Regions from separate parts of the Mus musculus genome. Here all the other regions are linked to region 1. Evidence: chromatin loops called from intact Hi-C (ENCODE). Cell type or tissue: gastrocnemius. All regions are shown on one strand.

Region 1 (8,000 bases):
TCAAACTACTTAAAGGTTCTGAGTGCCTTGTAAACCATTCTATTCCAATCTCTGTGGCAGTTCCCCAGATGGTCTAAACTACTCCTGTCTGTGCACTGTCCCAGCCTATCCATCCTGTCAGCCACTCGCTTCTGTCCACCCTCCTCAGCATCCACACACCTAACTTCTCTCCCCTCCCCATCCCAGGTACCCATACGCAGCAAGCGTTGCCAGCCTTCAACCTTTCCCTGACCCAACTAAGAAACCTGCCTCGAGGAGCCAATCCAACCGAAGCTTCGAAAGTATCTGAGGGCCAGAGAGTAGGTTCAGTTGCTAGAGGGCTTATGTAGCCTATACAAAGCAGTCTTCCGCTAGAACAGTATGCTAGAACCTAGATGAGATGCTGTGGACAGGGTTCTCTCTGGCCTCTCCTAGGGCAAGGAGATCTCTAAAAAAGAAGGAAATCAGCCAGGCATGGTGGCATATGCCTTCAATCCCAGCACTCGGGAGGCAGAGGCGTAAGCAGGAAGGCTTCTGCTTGTGCCAGGCCAACCACAGCTATGCAGTTAAGACCCTGTCTCAAACCCCTCCCATCATCCATCCAAAGAAGCTGACGGAAGCACAAACAGCTTCTACCCCAGTGTTCAGGAGGCGGAAATACAAGAATTGGGCTAATGTGGGCTCCCTGCAACAACAGAGACTGAAAACTGTTCAATGGGCCCCGCACTGTAGACAAGTCACCCCAACTTTCACATGAGCTGTGGCATGCACAACCACATTCACACCCACAAAAGCAATGTTAAAATTTAAAAATTTTTAAAAAATCTCAAAAGGAAGAGGGACTGGAGAGGTGGCTCAGCAGTTTGGATGCCGGATGCTTTCCCAGGGCCAGAACTCAGCTCCCGGCTGCCTCTGACTAACACTTACACTCCAGAGGCCCTGAGGCCCTGTGAGGGCACTGATGGGCACTCCCCACACACACACATACACACAGAGTTAAAAATTATATTAACATTTTAAAAATTGATTGTAGCACAATACATTTTTTTTTTGAAAGCAAAGAGAAAAGCTGGAAAAATCCAATTTTTCCACATTCTATTTCTCTTGTCTGGCTTATGTCCCTGTCATGGTGAGGCACACTGGTGACACTTTAAAGACAGGGATCAGCAGAGGCTGTGCAGAGGAGACGCATGACTGACCACACACCATGAAGCTGCCTCTGTACAGAGCAGACAGTTGTGACTGGTCCTTAGGAACCCACTACCAGCAAAAATCCCCAGTCCCTCAGGGCTCTGCAGGGAGGGAAGCTATTCTTTCACTCTGGGATAAGCATGGGTTCTCACACGCTGAACATCTCTGTTGGAGTCGCCAGAGAAGCCTGGGTACTACTGAGTGGTGAAATGCTGTCCACAGACCCTACCTTAGAACCCCAGCAGAAATCAATGCAGAGGGGAGAGGAAAAGGGAGAGATAGTTGTGACATGACCAGTGTGACAAGCTGGCAATCCTGAGAACACAGCTGTCTTGTGCTACAAGCCTGACCAGTGTCAGCAATCTGAAACAATGCCCAGAGCCCCAAAACAAACACAGAGGAGCTTGATGGCTTTGAAACTGCTGAGGTACAAAGGAGAGTTCCTGGACATACTTCTCAGCTTCAGTCAATCAGCAATGCTACCTAACAAAAGACATTTTCTAGGTCCACACTGTTTGCTTAAATTATTTTGAAGTGCACATACAGTCCATGCCAATGCAAACACCTAGTTCTTCTGGGCCTTCAGGAGATGCAGTCATCGCACTGCATCAAACCCAGAGTCCCCTGCCTGACAAACGTTTTCTGTACAGAATGTGCCAGGCTGCCGGGTGGGCGGGGCTCATGCTCCTCCCTCTTGCTTCTTCCTCCTTGGTCATGGGTTCTCAACTGCTACAGGTGAGTGAGGAGTCTCCCTCCACACCTGACACAAATGTACATACAGACCGTGTGCACAGGACAACCAATACCATTCATCAAAATGTGCTAGAAACACCCGACTCTAACTGGGTTCTGGCCACGGCCTACTATTAAGTGCCGTGGAAAGGTGGCAGGCACTGGTGACTACTGTATTATTCTCTGCAACTATGGAAGTCCTAGAGCAGGGATGGGATGGGGGGTGCTGAGAAGGACTGAAGTTTGATTCCAAGCCCGCCCATGGTGGCTCACAGACATCTCTAACCCAGGGCCTTGGCTGTCTCCCTTGGATTTTGGGTTGCTAGTGGTTGTCACCCAAACTCTTGTCCTGCCTCAGCTTCTAGGCCTGTGTGGCTTTAGATGGGTTTCTCTTGTAGGTGACAGGGTCTGTCTGCGTGGCCTCCCTGGCCTGGAACGTGCTGCATATCTCAGGCTGTCTGCCTGCTTCTGCCTCCTCAGAATTGGAGGTGTGAGCTACATAACAAGCCTTTGTCTTTCTTCTTAAAGGTTTTTCTTTGTGGGTGGGGGTGGGAAAAGGGTTAACTCTGCAGAGTTGGCTAGACGAGGCTGGCCTCCAGTTCAGAGATCCATCTACCTCTGCTGAGACTAAAGATCTGCAACCACGATGCCTGGCCGCCGCACATCCTTTTTTCTTTCCGTCCTTCCTTTTGGTTTGCTTGCTTGCTTGGCTGACTGGTTTGTAATTTCTATGTATGAGTTTTTGCCTGAGTTGGAGTCTATGCAAACTGCAGCAATGATGCTCTAGGTGTGTTTGAGAGCACAGCTTAGGCTCTGGACTTTCTTACACACACCAACAGCTTCGAGTCAGCCATCATCTAGAGAATGACAACCGCGATACAAGGTTAGACGCCATTCGTGTGACGCAACACTCAGACGTACAACTCTGATCCTATCCTATCCTTCTCTCTTAACCTTCCTATCTAGTGTGAGGCTGCTCTTCCCTCTATGGAACGCACGGCTCCTGACCCCACCCTTCTAACCTCTCTGTCTTTTCTCCTCACACCCCACATCCGTTGTGCGCTCTTGCTGAGGAGGCCTCTCTGCTTCCACTGCTCTCTGTTCTATGCAGGGCAGAGTGACCATGGCGTCCTTCACGACATCCCTAAAGCTTTGCCACCTGATTTCTGCCCTGACTTCACACTGTACTCAGCCTCGCCTCCCCTGCAGCACCCCCACCTTGTTCTCACTCCTTGAACCCACCAGGCACATCTCTACCTCGGGGCTTGAACTGGCTGTCTCTGAGCCTAGCATCCTACACAGCCTCTGTAGAACAGAGCCTGCCAAAATTAGCAGGCCGGCCGCTGAGACTGTCCCCACTCTATAGAGCATGCTCAGGAAAAAGTAGAGCCAGAGACTGCACCCTCTGCAGGACAATCAGGGAATGGAGGACAGCTGCTTCAGTGACTACAGAGACTGCACCCTCTGCAGGACAATTGGGGGACGGAAGACAGCTGCTTCTGTGACTTCAGGGACTATACAAGCTTTTGTCACAGTAGCAATTTCAATGCCAACAAAATCTGAACCCAGGAGATCAGAGACGTTCTTCAGGAATCTCCTCCCTCCCTGACGACGGAGAGAAAGCTTACCAGGCCAAGGTGTTTACTGGGGCAGGAGTAGCACCTGCCTGGCTCCTCCTCTAAAATGCTGAGGAGCCTGAACAGGGCAGTCATAAATCCCTAGAACTACTTGGTTACTAAGACTACCCAGGAGAGCTGCAGAGGGGCCCTTTCATGAAATCATTAGCCAGCTAGTGACACTAACTGTCTCTGGTAAACTGTCACACGCTGGGCCTACTTCAACTGGCCCTCCCCTGACTGCTCCTTATTACTATGCTAACCTTCCTTTTTGATATAGGGTCTCTCTCCCTATCTCTGGCTGTCCTTGAACCTTTACTCACACTCACACACACTCACACTCTCTCTATATATGTGTGTGTGTGTGTGTGTGTGTGTGTGTGTATAAAATCAGGTTGGTCTCGAACTCACAGAGATCTTCTTGCTTCTGCCTCCAGAGAGCTGGGATTAAAAGTGTACATCGCTATTCCAGGCTAGTACGTTAAATCTGTGGCTGCTTCAAAGCAGATAAGAAGATTTGAGTCGTGGCCGCTGTACCCACAGAGTAAAAGACCGGCTCAGCCCCAACAGTGCAGACAGCATGAGCACATTGTGGGTCACACCGACCCTTCCAGTGCTTCGTCCGAGATTAATGCTTGTATGCTTTAGCTAGCCCCAGGGTACACCAAAAGGCTCATCAGGTAAGACTGCTTACTGCCAACTGCAGGTTCATTTATGGGGCCCAAATGATTAAGATAGAACCAACTTTGCAGGGCTGACCTCTGACCTTCAGACAAGCACTATGGTGCATAAGTGCACATATACACATGTGCATGTTTGTATTTTCAAAAATGCTGGGCAGAGGCGCATGAGCGTGCGCGCACGTGGATGCACACACACGCACACACTCCCTCTCTCTGGTACACACACATTTGTATTCCTAAAAATACAGGGTAGAGGTGGGATTGTGGGCACGAAAGGCAGACGGCACTTGGCTGTGGCTATGGCAAAGTGGAAGGAGGAACGAGCAGAAGGCTGCAGAGACAATCACATGTTCTCCTTCTGAACCAGGGCTTGGCAGAAATACTAAGAGGCTCCGGCTGTGATCCAGTTTAAGGTGGAAGCACACAACAAACAGCAGCCTGCTTCTTCCCAGAGCTGAGACAAAATGGCCGTACTTGCCCTGGGGTTTAGCTTGCCTGGTGTATGTAAAAGGCTCTTTGCTGCAGACAGGAAGGACAGACAGCACCTGCTGCCCCACAGCCTCACACTTATTCCCACCTGTCCTGAATCACTTGGTCTTACTGTTCTGGAAGGTCTCAGAAAGCACACAGAGATGCGGGTCACGAGACCACCTTTTTGACTTCAGTAGGTCTACTCTTTCCACACACCTGTCTGTACAGCTCCCATTAGCCAGACTCCATCTCCAGAGACCTCGCATGGAGATGGGCTTCCAAGAGCATCTTGTTCTTCTCTGGCCTACCAGCCTAGGTGATTCCAATCTCTTGCCAACTGCTGATGCCCACAGCTGCCCATCCGACACAGCCCCCCTCAGGCCCCCCACCACTGAGGACAGCAGCAGGTGAAGCACATGCCCTCCGCACTCTGCAGTCCCTTCTATCATAAACGGCACTTGGCTTGTTTGCCCTCAGAGTTCAAATGTGAAGAGGACACTCTCAACCCTCAGCAAGTGGAATGCTGTCTAAGGAGACACCACAGGCAGCTCCATACCACAGCGTCTCAGCACACCTCAATGCTGCCTCCCTCCGGCCCTGATGGCACCCAGTCACCTCAGTCCTTGCTGGTCCACAACACAGTTCATTCAGCCAATGAGAGGGCCTAGGGAAGCAAGCACAGCAACCCAGAGGGGGCAGAGACCTCTCAGCCATAGGGCACCCACACCTGCAGTGTGCTACCTGTTTCCTGCTGTGACACTCAGCAAGGCACGCAGCCCCTCAGAACGTTTGTTTCCTCATCTACAGGCAAAGTATGCCTGAGCATTTAGGAACAATTCAAAAGTAGCTCTCCTCACTGGGCCAAGGACACTATTCACAACTTTAAGCATGTCTACTTCAAGAACCAACTACCCCTGTGTTCTCAAGCTAAATACAGCTGTTTAGGATCACCTATGCTTTCCTGATTGACTGACTGTACGTGTGCCTGAGTATAATGTACATGTGTGCAGGTGTCCTAGGAGGCAGAGTAGGATGCTGGATCCCTTGGAATTACAGGTGGCTGTGAGCTGCCTGATGTGGGTCCTCTGTTAAGAACAGCAAATGGTTTTTAACCACTGAACTATCTGTCATCCTCCTTACCTATACCTTTAATGTCTCTTTAAAAAATAACATAGTGCATACATGGAGGTCAGAGAACAACGTGACAGTTGGTTCTATTGTTTCACCACGTGGGTCAGGCTCAGCAACAAGTACCTTAACCACTGAGCCACCCACACACATGCCTTTCAGGCTCACTATTAGACAAATCTCTACTTGTAGCCATTGCAGTTTCATATACACATATGCATATATCTATACATATTCAATTTATTTGTTTTTGCATGTATGGGTATTTTGCATGTGCATGCAGTGCTGGTAGAGGCCACAAGGTGGAGTCAGATCTTCTGGAACTGAAGTAAGGATGGTTGTGAGCTGCCATATAGGTGCTGAGAACTGAACCTGGTTCTCTGGAAGAACAGCCAGTGCTCTGGACGCTGAGCCCTTCTTTAATCCCTCTATACCAATATTTGTCTTTTTGCTTGTTTGTTTTTTCGAGACAGAATGGTCTCTCTGTGGAGCCCTGACTGTCCTGCCTCAGCCTCCTGAGTGCTGGGGTTAAAGGCATGTGGCAGTACTCGGAGGTAGTTCCAGTACCGCCAAAGCCATCTGTGACTGTGTCGTCCACTCCTCTTCAGAGAAGCACACGGGAAGCGGCCGACACGACCCATCACTCACAGCTCCCTGCATCACTGTCACTCTCCCCATATGGCTGTCTCAGCCACTTCTAAGCTCAGGTGACCTCTGCGAACCCCTTTCCTTACCCCTGTTCTGTTCCACTCCTCCTGCCAACACTTGCTTTCCTGCTGTAAATGACACAACTGAAGTTCTGACTCAAACTTGACTCTGAACTGCTCTGCGAGCAGCTAATCTTCCTGCTGCATGGTCAGTGTGGGCAGGGATCGGCACTCTAATCCTCGGGCTGATTGGACAGTGAACTGCTCTACTTACAGCAATGTGGTCATTACTCACTGACCACTGCCTGTGCCATTCCAAAGGAGGAAGTCAACACATCTCGATGGACACAGAAAACATAGCCAGATGTTTCATACTTTTTTCTGAGTAAGATTTTGCTTGGTTTAAAAACAACAACAACGCTTGTCCCAATGTCTCTTTAAGATAAAGTTTCACGGGTTTGGTGAGATGGCTTGGCGGGTAAGAGCACTGACTGCTCTTCCAAAAGGTCCTGAGTTCAAATCCCAGCAACCACATGGTGGCTCACACCCATCCGTAATGAGATCTGACGCCCTCTTCTGGTGCATCTGAAGACAGCTACAGTGTACTTATGTATAATAATAAATAAAAATCTTAAAAAAAAAAGATGAAGTTTCACATTATTAATCCAGTCTGCCCAAGCCTTCCTGGATATCATCTGGAATGTGTATAGTGCGGGGACGGCACAGCACATACGCGCAAGTGAGGACAACCTGCACTTTCCTGGTGTTTGAGTCTTGGCTTTCTCAGCACCTCCACTCTCTGATCGCCTCACTGGCTCAGAAGCTGATTTTATTTGCATTTAAGATGAGTTAAAAGTGTATGTGTGGAGCAGGTGTGGTGGCGCTCCCAGCACTGGAGTGAGAGGCAGAGTCAGTTCTTCAGGACAGCCACCGCTATACAGAAAAGCCCTGCTTCGAAAAAACAACGAATGAATGAATGGATGAATGAATGAATGAATGAATGAACGAACAAGCAAGCAATTAATCAACCAAATTTATGTGTATGGATGTTTGCTCTGCATGCCTGGCACCTGTGGAGGTCAGAAGGCGGTGGAGCCCCTGAACTGTAGTTACAGTTGATTGTGAGCTGCCATGTGGGCGCTCTCCAGCACTGAAAAGTTACTTTTAAATGGGGGTGGGGTGGGCAGTGAGAGTATAAGCTAGTCAGTTAAGCACGTGAAGTAAGTGGCCTTCCTCCCACTCACTGTCTAGCACTAGCAGCAGGGCTGAGCAGGGCCTTAGGCTGGCAGGAGGCTCAGCCCTTTGCCTCTGTTGTAAACATGTAAATAACCATTGCAACTGGTTAGAAACCTCAATCCCTGAAGAAGAAGATGGTCCACAGCTAGAACTGACATCAGCTCCTTAGCCAGAACTCCCTGAGACGGCTGTCATGCTCAGTACAAGGCCCAGCTGAGTAAAGCAGCGCCCTGTTCTGCAAACAATCGAGTATGTGAGCTGCTTCTGCCAACTTTCCCCTTCCACTGACCTTAGCTGCGTTGACTTTCTACTGAATG
Region 2 (8,000 bases), 230 kb before region 1:
GCCACCAAAGCCTGAAGCCGGCAGCCGAACTTGCCCCTGACCCCTCCGGAGCATGGAGAATGTAGGGCAGCCTGGCCTCAGGCAAAGCCCAGCTGGTTCCATTTAATGGTGTCCCTCCAGCTCAGCACCCACGGTGCCCTGAGTCACAGCTGGAGGGGTCAAGACCCGAACTCCCAGTTCTGCAGGACCCAGGACACATCCAGCAAGGACAGAAGGTTGACCTTCACCCCAGGGTCATTCAGCCCTAGTCACAGTGCCCCCCAAAGGGGAACCTGGACAGAGGATGCAACGCAAAGACCCATAGGGGTGGAGAGACAGCTCAAGCCTTGCTGGGGACCAAGCTTTGGCTCCTAACACACATCCGTTGGCTTCCTGTAATGTCAGCTCCAGGGGACCCAAGGCTCGCTCTCTTCTGACCTTGGAGGACATGCATAAAAATAAACAATAAGAATAAACAGGGGCTAGAGAGATGGCTCAGCTGTTAAGAGCACTGACTGTTCTTCCAAAGGTCCCGAGTTCAAATCCCAGCAACCACATGGTGGCTCACAACCATCCGCAATGAGCCGGGCGTGGTGGCACACGCCTTTAATCCCAGCACTCGGGAGGCAGAGGCAGGCGGATTTCTGAGTTCGAGGCCAGCCTGGTCTACAAAGTGAGCTCCAGGACAGCCAGGACTATATAGAGAAACCCTGTCTCGAAAAACCAAAAAACAAAAAACTAAAAACAAAAAAAAACAAACAAACAAAAAAAAACCATCCTCAATGGGATCCGATGCCCTCTTCTGGTATATCTGAAGACAGCTACAGTGTACTCATATAAATAATAAATAAATTAATCTTTAAAATAAATCTTAAAAAATAAAATGAGAGAGAGAGAGAGAGAAAATACCCTGGACTACCTCAGAGAAGCCCTGGTCATTGCCATACACACAGAAACCCATTTGTTGCCTTCCTTTCTCGCTCCCCGGCCATCTTGGCGGCTGGTGTTGGTTGGGGGTTGTCCCGCACCTAAAGCAGGAAGATGGTGGCCGCAAAGAAGACAAAAAAGTCTCTGGAGTCGATCAACTCTAGGCTCCAACTTGTTATGAAAAGTGGGAAGTACATGCTGGGCTACAAACAGACTCTGAAGATGATCGGACAAGGCAAAGCGAAGTTGGTTATCCTTGCCAACAACTGTCCAGCTTTGAGGAAATCTGAAATAGAGTACTATGCCATGTTGGCTAAAACTGGGGTCCATCACTACAGTGGCAATAATATTGAACTGGGCACCGCGTGTGGAAAATACTAGAGTATGCACACTGGCTATCATTGACCCAGATGATTCTGATATTATTAGAAGCATGCCAGAACAGACTGGTGAGAAGTAAACAAGAAAGTTTTCCTTTAATAAAACTTTGCCAGAGCTCCTTTTGAAAAAAAAAAAAAAAAAAAAATTGTCCCAGGAGTGCCATCTTTAGCTCCATCTGTGTCTAGTCAGACACCCCACACACAGCCACTGCCCAGCTGACACCAGCCCTGACTCCACACTGGGAGGAGGCAGGGGGAGCACAAGGTACTGTCACTCCTGTCCCAGGTACCCTGGAGGTCCGTCCTGCTGCTCTTGGTCCTCTCATAGCCCTCTAGGGCCAGGTCACCTGCCCCTGCTGCCCCACCCCACCTACCTTCTCTGTTCTTCAGGACACTGAGCCACTTTCCGCAGGCCCAGGGGAAAGCTGGTCACCATGAAGTGTCCTAATACCCTAGGTTATGTCTTCAGCACTTCTTTCTCTTGAGTGATTCCTAAGTGACAGGAGGAGCCTCATCCGATACCCATGCTAGCTACTCATCCTTGCTGTCCCCACGGTAGGTCACTGAATGGCCCCGCTGTGGACTGTTAGCATGCCCACCTTACAGAAAAGGAAACTGAGGCCCAGGGGAGTTCTTGATCAAAGAACACACAGCTCGGTAGCATCGGAAGCTTCCAGAAAGGACCGGGGACCAGGGCTCACCATCCGGCATAACTTACTTCATTAGAGCCAGTCCTTGCCAGTTCAGCGCTGGGCTCACAAACACTAAGTCAATCGCTGAAGTCGTTCGTCAGTACAGCTCTGAGAGGTGGGTTGGGGCTGGCTGGCACCATCGGTGCTATGACACGGTCCTTCATGAGAAGGTGCACCTCGGCACTGGGACAAGGGATCAAGTCCTCAGCTTCCCTGGGCCTGTTGAGCCCGACCCTGGCAGCCCACTGGTTGATCTGCCTTAAACCTCAAGAAAGAGCTTTCTTTTTTTTTTTGTCTTTTTTTTAGACAGGTCTCAGGTAGCCCAGGCTGGCCTCCAAACCATTATGTAACCAAGGATGACCCTGACCTTCTGATTTTCCTGCCTCCACCTCCCAAGTGCTGGGATTACAGGCCTGCACCTCCCTCCGTTTACAAAGCGCTGGAGGTTGAATCCATGCTTTCTAGGTCAGGGGTCCACTAACTAAGCTCCATCCTCAGCCCCGGGGCAAAGAAATGTAATGCTATATTTGTATTTGCTTAATACAGCCAGCTGTGGTGGTACATGCCTTTAATACAGCCCTGGGGAGGCAGAGGGAGGCAGGTTTTTGTGAGTTCAAGGTCAGCCTGGTGTACAAAGCAAGTTCCAAACCAGCCATGGCTACACAGTGTGACCCTGTTGAAGTGGAAACTTCTGGTTTCTTTGGAAAGTCAGTTGTGTTGGATGCTGTTTTGCCGGGACAGACACATGAAGGAGCGTTTTCCTGAATTGGACACAGGCAAGAGGACGCTTCGCTAAAGCAGACACGTGAAGGAGTGTTTCGTTGAAGCTGGCCCAGGATGTTTCGTTAAAGCAAGCACATGAAAGGACTCGTCATGAGGGACTCTTCACTAATGACACACAGGTTTGGGTTTGCCTTACATTAGGTAGCTGAGCTCCGTTTGTTGTGACTCCACAGAGAGAAATGCACCAAAAAACTTTCTGGTCCTGTTCGGGCAGTTTTTTGCCATTTCCACAGACTCGGGCTGAGACAGACACACGGTGAGGCAAGACTTGTGAAGGAGGCAAGACCCGTGATGTCTGGAGGGAGTATAAATAGGACTCAATGGTCAGTGAACCAGGCTTGCATATCTAGCTTTGCAGCGCTTCTCGGTCTCCAGTCTTTGCTGATCTTCACTTTGGTGAGAGAGGCACGGCAGAGAACTTTTCCTAGGTGCTCAAGGCCAAAGCCTGGCTATTTCTGCTGAGTCATGCCACCATTGCTGATTCATGCTGACACTACTGAACTGAACTTCTTGTAGATTTGGGAAGTATTTGCGAGTGGATCGAGCGGCCACTGCTAACCTGGGTACTGAACTGCTGATCTCCTGACAACGCAGATGGGATTTGCTAAAAAAAAAAAAAAAAAAAAAAAAAAATTTTTTAAACAGGTCCACTTCTCTTGTATCCTAATAACCTTTCTTTTCCACACTTCTGGAGGGTGGTGGGGGAGAAGGGAGGTTAAAGCGTTTAAGAACCATCATTAAAAATAGGGTTGAGGGGGCTGGTGAGATGGCTCAGTGGGTAAGAGCACCCGACTGCTCTTCCGAAGGTCCGAAGTTCAAATCCCAGCAACCACATGGTGGCTCACAACCATCTGTAACATGATCTGACTCCCTCTTCTGGAGTGTCTGAAGACAGCTACAGTGTACTTACATATAATAAATAAATAAATCTTTAAAAAAAGAAAAAAAATAGGGTTGAGAAAGATATAAGACTATATCCTGTCTCAAAAAATTTAATATATGGGAGATGGGCAGTGGTGGCACATGCCTTTAATCCCAGCACTTGGGAGGCAGAGGCAGGTAGATTTCTGATTTGAGGCTAGCCAGGTCTACAGAGTGAGTTCCAGGACAGCCAGGGCTACCCAGTGAGACCCTGTCTCGGGAAAAATTTTTAAAAAATAAAATTTAAAAAAATTTAAAAATATATATATATATATGGTGTGAGTGTGAGATAAGCTGAGTATGGTGGTGCATGACTGTATCCTAATCCAAGAACTCATGAAATACAGCAGGAGAAATAAGGAGAAATACCAGTCTGGAGACTCTAGTGCAAAAATCAAATTATGTATGTGTTTGTACAAACTCTATGTGTGAGAGCCAAAACACAAACACACACACACATACTCACACTAAAATATGTTTATATACCATCACTTCATCATAACATGACCAGGTACAAAAGTCAGGGATGGAGACTCAGCAGTTAAAAGCACCAGCTGGCCGGGCGTGGTGGCGCACGCCTTTAATCCCAGCACTCAGGAGGCAGAGGCAGGCAGATTTCTGAGTTCGAGGCCAGCCTGGTCCACAAAGTGAGTTCCAGGACAGCCAGGGCTACACAGAGAAACCCTGTCTTGAAAAACAAAACAAAACAAAACAAAGCACCAGCTGCTCTTACAGAGGACCCTGGTTTGGTTCCCAGTGTCCATATGGTGGCTCACAACCATCTGTAACTCCAGTTCCAGAGAATTTGATGGCCTCTGCTGCCCTCTGCAGGCACACAGGCATACATACATGCAGGCAAACCACCCATAGTTACAAACTAATTTTAAAAAGAAAGAAAACACAAAGAAGGTCTGACTCCTGCTCTGGTTCCCTTGTGTGGGGGCGGCCTCTCACCTCCCTCGCCTGATGGCAGGGGCTGCTGAGGAGCCTGCCCCCTTGGCACTTCTCAACACACTGAACTCAAGAGTTGCTGGCTGCAGGCAGACTCCGCAGGCCAGAGACCTTCTGGAAGGCGCTGCCTCCGCCTTGCTCATCAGCCTGTCCACAGGAGTCCCTTCTCCCTGCAAGCTGTAATGGGTGGTAGAGAGCCACCTGTGGATGCTTGAGTGGCCTGTGAACCCACAAGGGGCCTCGCTGCCTACCCCACCTACCTCCCCTATGCCTGTGTCTTACAACCAATTTATCCCCAACTAGATTACAAATAAATGAGACTCAGACTATGGTTATTTTATTTGGCTTTGACAATGACTGGGGGTGGATAACCCCTAATCTACTGTTCTAACTGCTGGCCTAGCTATTTCTACAGTGTTGTACATCTCTCATGGTGCCTTCTCCCCTCTCCTCCTCGTTCTCCCTCTTCTCCTCCTCCTCTTTAACCAGGTAACTCAAAACCCATCTAACTCTAACCCCTCCAGAAACTGGCTGTAGCCAGTTTTTATTTAACCAATAGGTTTTTGTTTTGTTTTGGTTTGGTTTGGCTTTGGTTTTTGTTTTTTGGGTTTGTTTTTGTTTTGGGGGGGGGGGGGTTCAAGACAGGGTTTCTCCGGCTGGTGAGATGGTTCAGTGGGTAAGAGCACCGACTGCTCTTCCAAAGGTACTGAGTTCAAATCCCAGCAACCACATGGTGGCTCACAACCACCCATAATGAGATCTGATACCCTCTTCTGGTGTGTTTGAAGACAGCTACAGTGAACTTATACTAATAAATACATCTTTAAAAACAAAAACAAAACAAAACAAAAAGACAGGGTTTCTCTGTATAGCCCTGGCTGTCTGGAACTCACTCTGTAGACCAGGCTGGCCTCGAACTCAGAAATCCGCCTGCCTCTGCCTCCAGAGTGCTGAGATTAAAGGCATGCGCCACCACGCCCAGCTTAACCAATAGTTTTAAATTAAAAACACCGGTTGTACAACAAAAGCTGGTAAATGTGACAATCCACTTGATCCTAGACCTTCGGGTACAGAATTTAGCATTGCAATACATAGCAACAGACCAGACCTCAGCACCTCTGTTCTTCCTCCCCACCTTGTGACCCCAGTCCATCCCAAGAACAGGCGTGGGATCGCTTGTTCAGAACAGGCACTGCAATGCCAGCTATGACCACGAGGTGGCAACAGCGCTCCTTGCTGGGACCAAAGCCAGCAGCATCCCAGGCTGATTCTAACAGACTCAGGAGGGCACCGCAAAGAGGCTGTGGGGGAAGCTGAACCACGCGGTGCCTGCCCCGCTGAGACCCAGGTCCCCCAGACTGTAAGGGACAGGCTGGGACATGCCTGGCAGGTCTTTCTGGGGATAACACCTAATGGATACTTGTTATGGGGCGGTACCTGCTGCCTGTCTGTAGAAGAAACCCAAGTCCATTGGTGCCTTCACAGCCGCCTCAAGTTCACCTTTGACCCTCGGGTCTCCCTACCACTCTACACATCTTCCTGGGAAGAAAATTGGAGTTAGGTACCCAAAGGACAAAGGCATGAGATCGTCACAACTGTAGGCCATAGCAGACTCTAGAAGTACTAGCTGTGTGGCCTGGGACAAACCACTCAGCTTTCCTCCTCCACAGAGAAGCACATAAAGGCGCTGGCTGCCAAGCCCGACGACCCCACATGATGGATGAAGAGAACTGACTCCTGCAACTTGCTCTCCGACCAGCACCGGTGTGTCATGTCAAACACACACACACAAGTAAATATAACTTTAAAAGCATTTTTCAATGCTTTATGTGTATAGATGTTTACCTACATGTATGTCTGTGTACCATGTCATACCTGGTGTCTGGTCAGAAGACGGGTCAGAGCTCAGGGAACTGGACGTTCAGGTTCTCTTCTTCCAAAGGTCCTGCCGGGCAGTGGTGGCGCACACCTTTAATCCCAGCACTCAGGAACAGAGGCAGGCGGATTTCTGAGTTCCAGGACAGCCTGGTCTACAAAGTGAGTTCCAGGACAGCCAGGGCTACATAGAGAAACCCTTTCTTGAACCCCCCCCCAAACAAAACAAAAAACAACAAAAAAACCAAAGGTCCTGAGTTCAAATCCCAGCAACCCCATGGTGGCTCACAACCATCTGTAATGGGATCTGATGCCCTCTTCTGGTGGGTCTGAAGACAGCTGCAGTGTGCTGCAGTGTGCAGCTAATAAATAAATAAATCTTTAAAAAAGAAGAAGGAGGAGGAGGAGGAAGGAGAAGAAGAAGAAGAAGAGGAAGAAGAAGAAGAAGAAGAAGAAGAAGAAGAAGAAGAAGAAGAAGAAGAAGAAGAAGAAGAAGAAGAAGAAGAAGAAGAAGAAGAAGAAAAGGAAGAAGAAGAAGAAGAAAAGGAAGAAGAAGAAGAAGAAGAAGAAGAAGAAGAAGAAGAAGAAGAAGAAAAGGAAGAAGAAGAAGAAGAAGAAGAAGAAGAAGAAGAAGAAGAAGAAGAAGAAGAAGAAGAAGAAGAAAAGGAAGAAGAAGAAGAAGAAAAGGAAGAAGAAGAAGAAGAAGAAGAAGACGAAGAAGAAGAAGACGAAGAAGACGAAGAAGAAGAAGAAGAAGAAGAAGAAGAAGAAGAAGAAGAAGAAGAAGAAGAAGAAGAAGAAGAAGAAGAAGAAGAAGAAGAAGAAAAGGAAGAAGAAGAAGAAGAAGAAGAAGAAGAAGAAGAAGAAGAAGAAGAAGAAGAAGAAGAAGAAGAAGAAGAAGAAGAAAAGAAGAAATATGGTGGTTCATGCCCCTAATTGCAGCACTCGGAACGCAGAGGCAGGGGGATCTCTGGGAGTTGGAGTCCAGCCAGGGCTACCTGGATGCTGTTTCAAAAGAGAAAGGAAACCATAGCAGCCTGGGAAGCTCTGCCTTAGGTGGTGCTAGGGACCCAAGCTTGGCGTCACTACAGGGAGTCTGCTGTCGCTTGTTCTGTGCCAGGCCCTCGGCTCTGGCTGAGAATGAGGTGTGGGCGGTTGCTTCCCACTCCAGGATTAACTTGGGCAGGACAGGGGTTGCATTCCTTCACAGAGACGTGGTTTTACTGAAAGGAACCATGGAGGCTGCCGGAAGAGGCTACGACTTGAATGTGGTGGTGTGTTTCTTAACAGTCAAGACTGCCACGGTCACCACTGCCTGTGTGGACTCTACACGCCCGTGCCTGCCCCTTTACCTGTGTTCAGTCAGAAAACACACTCAAGTGCTCTGGGACAACACGCTGCCATGCCAAGAGCTGGGCGCAGCTGGGACAGCTGCTCGCTGAGAGGTCAATGGTCAGGACAAAAGCACACTGACCACACGGCTGAGGTGAGG
Region 3 (8,000 bases), 110 kb before region 1:
ACCCGTCTTCCAGCACTTGGGAGATGATGGCAGGAGAATCAGGAGTTCAGAGTCATCCTTGACACTTAGACACATGAGCTGCCAAGCTCTTAGCTGGAACCAGGAGCCACAGCAATGTCTCGGGCCTGGCTTTAATGGACACTTCTTCAGGTAGCCTCACATGGTGATGCTCGCCGTTACTGCAGGTGGTTCTCATTAAGGGATACTGATTCAAGGTGTCAGGGACCAAGGTCATCTCAGGTGCTCACTTAATGTGGTTTCCTGATCTGCAGCAGTTTCTCCAAGGTCAGCGCCAACCATACCAGGCAGTAAGGCGGGGCTCAGGTGCTGGGATGTGTTACATTCTGACCAAGTCTCAGAGCTTTGGAGGGCTGTTGGGGACCCTGTTGTCCTTGAGTCTTTTGCCTTTGCCTCCGTGGCTTTTCTTCCTGGTTTGAGTTCAAGATCAGTGGGGGGCAGGGCAGGCTGTGCTCCAAAATGGGGCCCTGTTTCACTCTGTTCACTCTGCTGCAGGTAGAGTCCAATGGACAGGGCGGACTGAGGGACACAGGGCACGCTGCCACTTAGGAGCACCACAGGTATTTTGGTCAGAGACCAAGACAGATGCCAGAGATGGTGGAGGGAGTCACCCTTGGCAGAAAACACCAATCACTCCTTCCCAGCCACGCCCCCACTCCACCTCTACCAGAGAACGAGCCCCGCTCAGAGAAACCCACCCGCTCAAAGAAACCCACTGGGATCAAAGTCCTGTACCAGCATGAGTACCCTGTAGGGAGAGCTGAGCCGTCTCCACCTCTGTCTGTGAGCCGCTCTCCTGCCAGCCGTACCCACAATCCTCTGGTGACCTTCCAAGCTGCCTCTGGCTAGAACTTTTGATTGTTTACTGAGGTCATTTTTATATTGTATCGATGACATCCTGGGACATACAGTAACCTCCCTTATGAAGAACACAGTCCGTTATTCACCCTGTTTTGTCGTTGTTGGGTTTTGTTTTGTTTTGCTTCCGAGATGGAGTCTCACTACGTAGCCTTGTCTGGAACTAACTGGCTTTGTAGAATGGACTCAGAGAAACCCACCCGCTCTACCACTGGGATCAAAGTCCTGTACCAGCACAACACACCAGCTCTGCTGTGTTTTGAGATAAGCTCACATCCGAGGCACACATGGTACACAGACATACAAGCAGGCAAAGCCCCCACTCACTGGCAATAAAACACCATCCCCTCAAGACTGGAGCCTGGGGGAGGTGGTGGTGGCTCAGTCAGTAAGGCGCTTACTGTACGAGCATAAGGACCAAACCCGTGTGAAACTTCCAGGTGTGGTGGCAACATGTGTGTCATCCCTGTGCTGAGGGGACAGACAGAGTCACAAGCCAACCAACCTGGCCCAGGCAGTTAGCTCCGGAGTCAGTGAGACCCCATCACAAAGACTGAAGTGGAAAGTGACAGAGGAGGAAGTCATCCGTCATAAGTCTCTGCCCTTCACACACCGTCCACGAGTACATGGAGACTGTACTCATGTGTACACATACACACTCACCCACACTCACCCATACTCACTCACTCACCCACACTCACACATACTCACTCATATACATATATGCATACACACACATACATGAGTACATGGAGACTATATTCATATACATACACGCTCACATACACATACACACACTCTTGCACACACATACATGAATACATATAGACTGTACTCATATGCTCACACACAGACACATACCCATACATGAGTTCACAAAGACTGTACTCATGTGTATACACACACACACACACACACACACACACACACACACACACTCACACATAGACACATACACACTCTCAAACTCTCTCTCTCTCTCTCTCATGCACACTCACGCATACTTGAGAGCCAAAACAAAAGACCCAAAAGCAGTAAAAAGCAGAGAAGCAGAGAGCAACAGGCGCCGGGCGTGGTGGCGCACGCCTTTGATTCCAGCACTTGGGAAGCAGAGGCAGGCAGATTTCTGAGTTCGAGACCAGCCTGGTCTACATACAAAGTGAGTTCCAGGACAGCCAGGGCTATACAGAGAAACCCTGTCTCGGAAAAAAAAAAAAAAAAAAAAAAAAGGAGAGCAACAGACTAGAAGGTTCCATGCTGAGCCCTGAGGCAGTGTCTTCTGTGTAAACCCCATCTTTTCCCAATGGGATTTGATTCTGGAGGAAGAAGCTAGTGATAGCTGTGATTTAGAGAGAGAGAGAGAGAGCTCTACAATTAAACAGGAAAACTGGGCTTGAGACCCACTGATGTCCCCAGACATCTGGGCAAGTCACTTGTGGTGGTTTGAATATACTTGGCCCAGGGAGTGGCACTATTAGGAGGTGTGGCCTTATCAGGAGGTGTGGCCTTGTTGGAGTAGGTGTGTCTCTGTGGGCTTTGAGGTCCTCCTCCTAGTTTCCTGGAAGTCGGTCTCTCCTGGTTGCCTTCAAATCAAGATACAGAACTCTCAGCTTCTCCAGCACCATGCCTGCCTGGATGCTGCCATGTTTCTGCCTTGATGATAATGGACTGAACCTCTGAATCTGTAAGCCAGCCCCAATTAAATGTTTCCCTTTTATAAGAGTTGCCTTGGTCATGGTGTCTGTGCACAGCAGTAAAACCCTAACTAAGACATCACCCAAGCTTGTAGCCAAGAACAAGGGTGTTCGACCAAATGTGTCCTCTATGGCCATAAGATGCAGGTCTGGAGCAATGGGCTCAACATCAACCCAGACCATTTCCTTATCAAAATAAGGTGGGTTTCAAAGTAGCACTAGGTGTAATGGTTAATCTTTTTTCTGGGAGGCAGGAGATGGAGACAAGATTTCTCTGTGTAGCCCTGGTTGTCCTGGAACTTACTCTGTAGACCAGGTGGTCTTGAACTCGCAGAGATCCGCCTGCCTCTGCTTCCTGAGTGCTGAGATTACAGGCATGTGCCACCACACTTGGCAAGACCCCGTCTCAAGTATAATATTGAAAGAAAACAGCACCTGGGAGAGACTGGAGACACAGCTCTGTGGCTGGGGTAACACGGTGGGCAGGGCTCTGTGGCCAGGTTGGTAAGGCACATGCTAGCATGCAGGAGCCCTGGGCTTGATCCCAACTCAGTAGAGATGGGGCTGAGGTGTGCACAGGTGTAATCTGTGTGCTGCTGAGGAGAAGCAGGAGGGTCAGAGGGTCCTCAGCACCAGGGCATGTTCAAAGATCTCTTGTGCTACACAAAAGCCCGTGTTAAAGCAGCAAAGTTGGACGAGGAGTGAGTAGGGCAAAGCCCTGGTGGGTCTACTTCCAGGTCCCTTAACTAAAACCTGAGGACCCAGGCTGGACATGGGCGTGCCGCCCAAGAGGCATGACAACAGAATGAGGGACATTAGACAGAGACACCCGCATCAGGAATGGTGGTGCATGTCTTTGATCCCAGCACTAGGGAGGCTGAGGTAGGCAGAGCTCTGTGAGTTCAAGGCCAGCCTGGTCTATATAGTGAGTTCCAGAACAGCCAGGGCTACATAGAGAATCCCAGAAGAGGCCATCAGATCTTATTACGGATGGTTGTGAGCCACCAAATGGTTGCTGGGATTTGAACTCAGGACCTTTGGAAGAATAGTCAGTGCTCTTACCCACTGCGCCATCTCTCCAGCCCCCCCCCCCTGTTATTTTTGTTTTTAAAAGGCTCAACAGTACATAGATTTGTATCCACCCGGAGCTGGTACAACAAATGTGTTCTCACTGCCAATACACTTTGTGTGGCTTCAGGCCCAAGGCAATAGATCCAGCCGACCCTGGGTTGAAACCACGAGCCAAAAGAAACCCCTTCTCCTTTGAAATGGGTTCTCTCGGGTGTTTGTCACAGTGAGGAAAGGTTAACAAACTGTAGTAAGAGGTTAGCCGTGCACCAAAGCCTTGGAATGCGGCAGAAACAACATCCTTTCTGAACTACGACTATTTTGTTTTGTCTGATTCTTTGAGGCAAGGTGTTGCTCTATAGCCCAAACTTACTTGAAACCCTTGATCCTCCTGTCCCAGTGTCTTGAGCTCTAAGATTTCAGGTGTGCATCATCATGTCAACTCCAAGTGTTAAGGTTAAGAGCACATGAGATTGAGAGTGGAGCAGCTAAGCAGCTAAGGGTGCTTGCAGCCAAGCTTAACGACCTGAGTTTGATCCCCTGGACCCCTATGGTGGATGGTGAGACCCAATTCTCAAAAGTTGGCCTCTGAGCCCAGCAGTGGTGGCGCATGCCTTTAATCCCAGCACTTGGGAGGCAGAGGCAGGTGAATTTCTGAGTTCGAGGCCAGCCTGGTCTACAGAGTAAGTTCCAGGACAGCCAGGGCTACACAGAGAAACCCTGTCTTGAAAAACCAAAAAAAAAAAAAAGTTGGCCTCTGACCTCTATATACCCACTATCCCCTCCCTGACACAAATAAATAAATAACTTAAGGAAAGAATAAAATCAGAGGTACAAGCCTGAGGGACCTGAGTTTGAATCCAGGAGACCCCATAAAGTTAGATAGAGAACCAACTCTATGATATTGTCCTCTGACCCCGCCCCCAACACACACTGATAATAAAAAAAAAAATTAAAAAAAAACAATAGGGGCTGAAGAGCTGGTTAAGAGCACACACTGCTCTTGCAGAGGACCGGGACACAGTTCCCAGCACCAAGTGGTGGCTCACAACTGTAACAGCTCCAGTGGAGTAGAGCGCTGTCACTGGGGCAGTGGAGGCAGGAGGATGAGAGGTTTAACGCTATCCTCAGCTGCATAGTGCGTCCAGGCAGTCTAGGCTACTACCGAAGACCTTGACTAAAAAAAAAACGTAAATCTAAACCCAAACCAAACAGGAATTCCGCTTGTAGTTAAGGTACTGTACCACTAGGTGGCGAGGGCGTCCAGGCCATAGCCACAGGACCGCAGCGACGTCGAGCCCTCTGGCTTGAAGTAAGCACCTAGTCCAGTCTGCTTTTTCTTTCTGCCTCAGTCCTGCCTGGATTGGATTCACAGCTCCAAGGCTTTCCAGCTGTGTGACATCACACAGGCTACCTAACCTCTCTGGCCTCCATATCCCAGCCTGTACCATGATGGTCAGTAATTACAGCGTCCCCATGGTTCCTATGCCTCAAATTCAGAAAGAACCCGGTACAGGGACGGCTCTGTTTGTTTGTGTGTCCTGGGTAAGCTGTCTCCGGGGTCCTAAATCTGGGTACCCCTAAAGGTTAAGGGTTTCATGCAGGAGGTGTGGTTTCCAGCCATAAGTCAGTGGCAGAGAAACCATTGCAAGGCTCCTGACATCTGGTCTCAGGGTCCAAGGTGCGGCTGGCAATCGTCCCTGTCCACCAGGCAGGTGACTCACTGTCCGAGAGCTTGAAGCGAGCTGACGGCGCCATGAGGAGAGAGAGCCGGAAGGCCGTCCCTCAGCACTGCCCATTCCCACGTCAGGTTGCTGAAAGGGAGCGTAGAAAATAAAACCCTGTCCTAGGCAGCCTAGACCCAGCCAGACTCCCGGATCCATCTTGCCCAGCCTCCAAACAGGACTCAAGGTGGCAAGGACCAGATCAGAGCTCAGAGATCTGTTTATAGCCCCAGCTCTGTCACTGAAGTGCTGTGTGACTTGGAACGAGCCTCTTTCACTCTCTGGGCTTCAGAATCCCATCTACCCACAGTGGGATAGATCCCTGGCCTTCCTTTTCAAGCTGTGGAAAGAACAGGGGTGGTTGGCCTGGAGGTGTGGACAGTGCCTGTTGAGCATGCGCAGAAGGCTCGGCAAGTAAAGGTGCTTGCTGCAGATGCCTGGTGGCCTGAGTTCAATCCCGGCTCCTGGAGGAAGAACACTGGCTCCCAAAAGTTATCTTCTGACCTCCATCCACACACCGTGGCACTTGTGCTCAAACACACATATGGATGCAGGGCACACACACAATAATAATAATAATAGATAATTGTTAGCCAATATGGTGGCACATGACTTTAATGCCAGCACTTGGAAGGCAGAGGCAGGCGGATTTCTGAGTTCGAGGCCAGCCTGGTCTACAGAGTGAGTTCCAGGACAGCCAGGGCTACACAGAGAAACCCTGTCTGAAAAAATAAAAACAACAAACAAACAAACAACCCAAAAAACAAAAACCAACAACAACAAAACCGCAAACTGGGCATGGTGGTGCATGCTTGCAATCCCAGCACTGTGGAGCGAGGGTAAGGGTCAGAAGTTGGACCTCACCTGCAACGGCTCAAGACCACCATAGGAAGATACACATGACTGTCTGAGGGAGAGAAAGAGAACTCAAAACGGCTCTCCTTCCCCCCCCCCTTTTTTTTTCTATAGGAAGACAGGGCAACTGGAGTCTCCCTTCTGCCCGGCCCCCTCTTCCAGGCCTAACACGCAGTATCAATTACCAATCCATTATTCATTCATTGATTTATTTATTTCCGCGCCTTTCAGTGCTGGCCTGCCTTTCTGTCCCTACGTCTTTTGTGTTTCGCTGGCATCTGCAAACCCCTCAGGACCAGCGCTGTCTTCCTTCTGCGTGGCCCAGAGTCTGAGGGAGGATGGACCAAGGGAGGTTCAGGGCTCTGGGTGGGAAGGACAGCCCCATGGAAACATACAGGGGTCAGATCTCCACGGGGCTGAGAGAACGTGAGGCCAGGACACGAGAGACGTGGGAAATGCTCAGAAAAGGAAGAGTTGCTGTGCCGGAAACGGAGGGCATCTGTATTGAAGCAGAGGCGCAAAACGGGAGGGAGGGTGGGGGAGGTACGCGGAACAGGAAGGGGTCGGGGCGGGGCGCAAAGCAGGAAGGTGGGTTAGGTTCACCTTGGACAGGCAAGCAGAAGGTCTGCAATTAGAAAGTCTACAAGGAAGCTGGTCTAAATTGGGAAGTGTGGACATCCCGCGTCAGTTCCCGAAACATTTTATTTTAGGTTACACAGTGTGTGTGTGTGTGTGTGTGTGTGTGTGCGCATGTGTTCTGAATTCAACCCCAGCCACACCTCAGCTCTGCACAGAGAGCCCCTGGCTGCCTTCTGTCTTTACCCTCTCTCCTCTCTACTTTTGTTTGTTTGGTCTTTAAAAGAGACTGCTTTGTTTTTTAAGGCATGTGTGTCTGCTCAGGACTCTGCGCACACGCACACGGGTGCAGGTGTCTAATGAGTCCTGCAGAGGGCGTGAGGATGCTCTTGAGTTGAAGTTACAGACAGGTGTGAGCTGCCCCATGTGGGTGCTGGCAACCAAAATTAGGGCGTCTAGGAGAGCAGTAAGTTATCTTAACCACTAAGCCTCTCTTTGTTAGTTAGTTAGTTAGTTTGTTTGTTTTGTTTTGTTTTGTTTTCGAGACAGGGTTTCTCTGTGTATCCCTGGCTGTCCTGGAACTCACTCTGTAGACCAGGCTGGGCTCAAACTCAGAAATCTGCCTGCCTCTGCCTCCCGAGTGCTGGAATGAAAGCTATATACCACCCTACCGACCTCCTGTTGGATTTTTCAAGAGGCCCAAGATGACCACAGACTCCTTCTGGACCACTGGGGTTACTACAGGCCTGAACCACTGTCACCAGCTATGTCACCAGCTATGTGCTGGGGGCCTAGGGCTTTGGGTGTGCTCAGCAAGCACTCAGCTAACTGAGCCATGTTCTTATGCCCTCCCAGTCTCCTGACGGACCTACAGCTCTGTGAAGGTTGTGCTTTCTCCCAGCCTCCGGCTTCTCTTCCCCACTCTATCATAGCCTTCTATTCAACCCTCCAAATGTCTGACCGTCTAGGGATATATCCTGTCTGGGAAGTTTGGGGCTGTGGACTCCACTGGCTTTTTTCTTAAAAGTATCATCATCTTCACCATCATCACCACCACCATCATCATCGATGCCTCTCTGCCTTCTCAGCCCTCACACACACACACACACACACACACACACACACACACACACACACACCCAGCCCCCCAGGGCTCCAATTTGTCTCCATGAAAATACTTTACTGTCTAGCATGACAATGACAAGGG

Evidence for each region. Hi-C counts contacts between places; a loop is a spot of excess contacts. Peaks named below come from ENCODE experiments on the same cell type or tissue, not always from the same donor. Only the 100,000 strongest peaks of a DNase experiment are listed, where the experiment ranks them.
Region 2: a loop joins it to region 1, with 2.8 times the contacts of the local background. A loop is called at or near these places in 14 of 42 quality-filtered maps.
Region 3: a loop joins it to region 1, with 5 times the contacts of the local background. A loop is called at or near these places in 22 of 42 quality-filtered maps.

Annotation. Positions count from the first base shown.
Region 1 is chr17:27,758,546-27,766,545 of GRCm38, forward strand. The region is part of intron 4 of Ilrun (inflammation and lipid regulator with UBA-like and NBR1-like domains); the gene reads right to left. Among named protein-coding and RNA genes, the nearest start is that of Spdef, 34 kb to the left of the region's middle. In gastrocnemius, CTCF peaks have their summits at 3,353 (motif pointing left) and 6,091 (motif pointing right); a DNase peak (open chromatin) is centred at 3,304; H3K27ac peaks cover 278 bases.
Region 2 is chr17:27,529,047-27,537,046 of GRCm38, forward strand. It overlaps the pseudogene Gm9703. Among named protein-coding and RNA genes, the nearest start is that of Grm4, 20 kb to the left of the region's middle. In gastrocnemius, a CTCF peak has its summit at 4,523 (motif pointing left); a DNase peak (open chromatin) is centred at 5,864.
Region 3 is chr17:27,645,439-27,653,438 of GRCm38, forward strand. No RefSeq gene overlaps it. Among named protein-coding and RNA genes, the nearest start is that of Pacsin1, 6.2 kb to the right of the region's middle. In gastrocnemius, a CTCF peak has its summit at 4,890 (motif pointing right); DNase peaks (open chromatin) are centred at 552 and 4,909.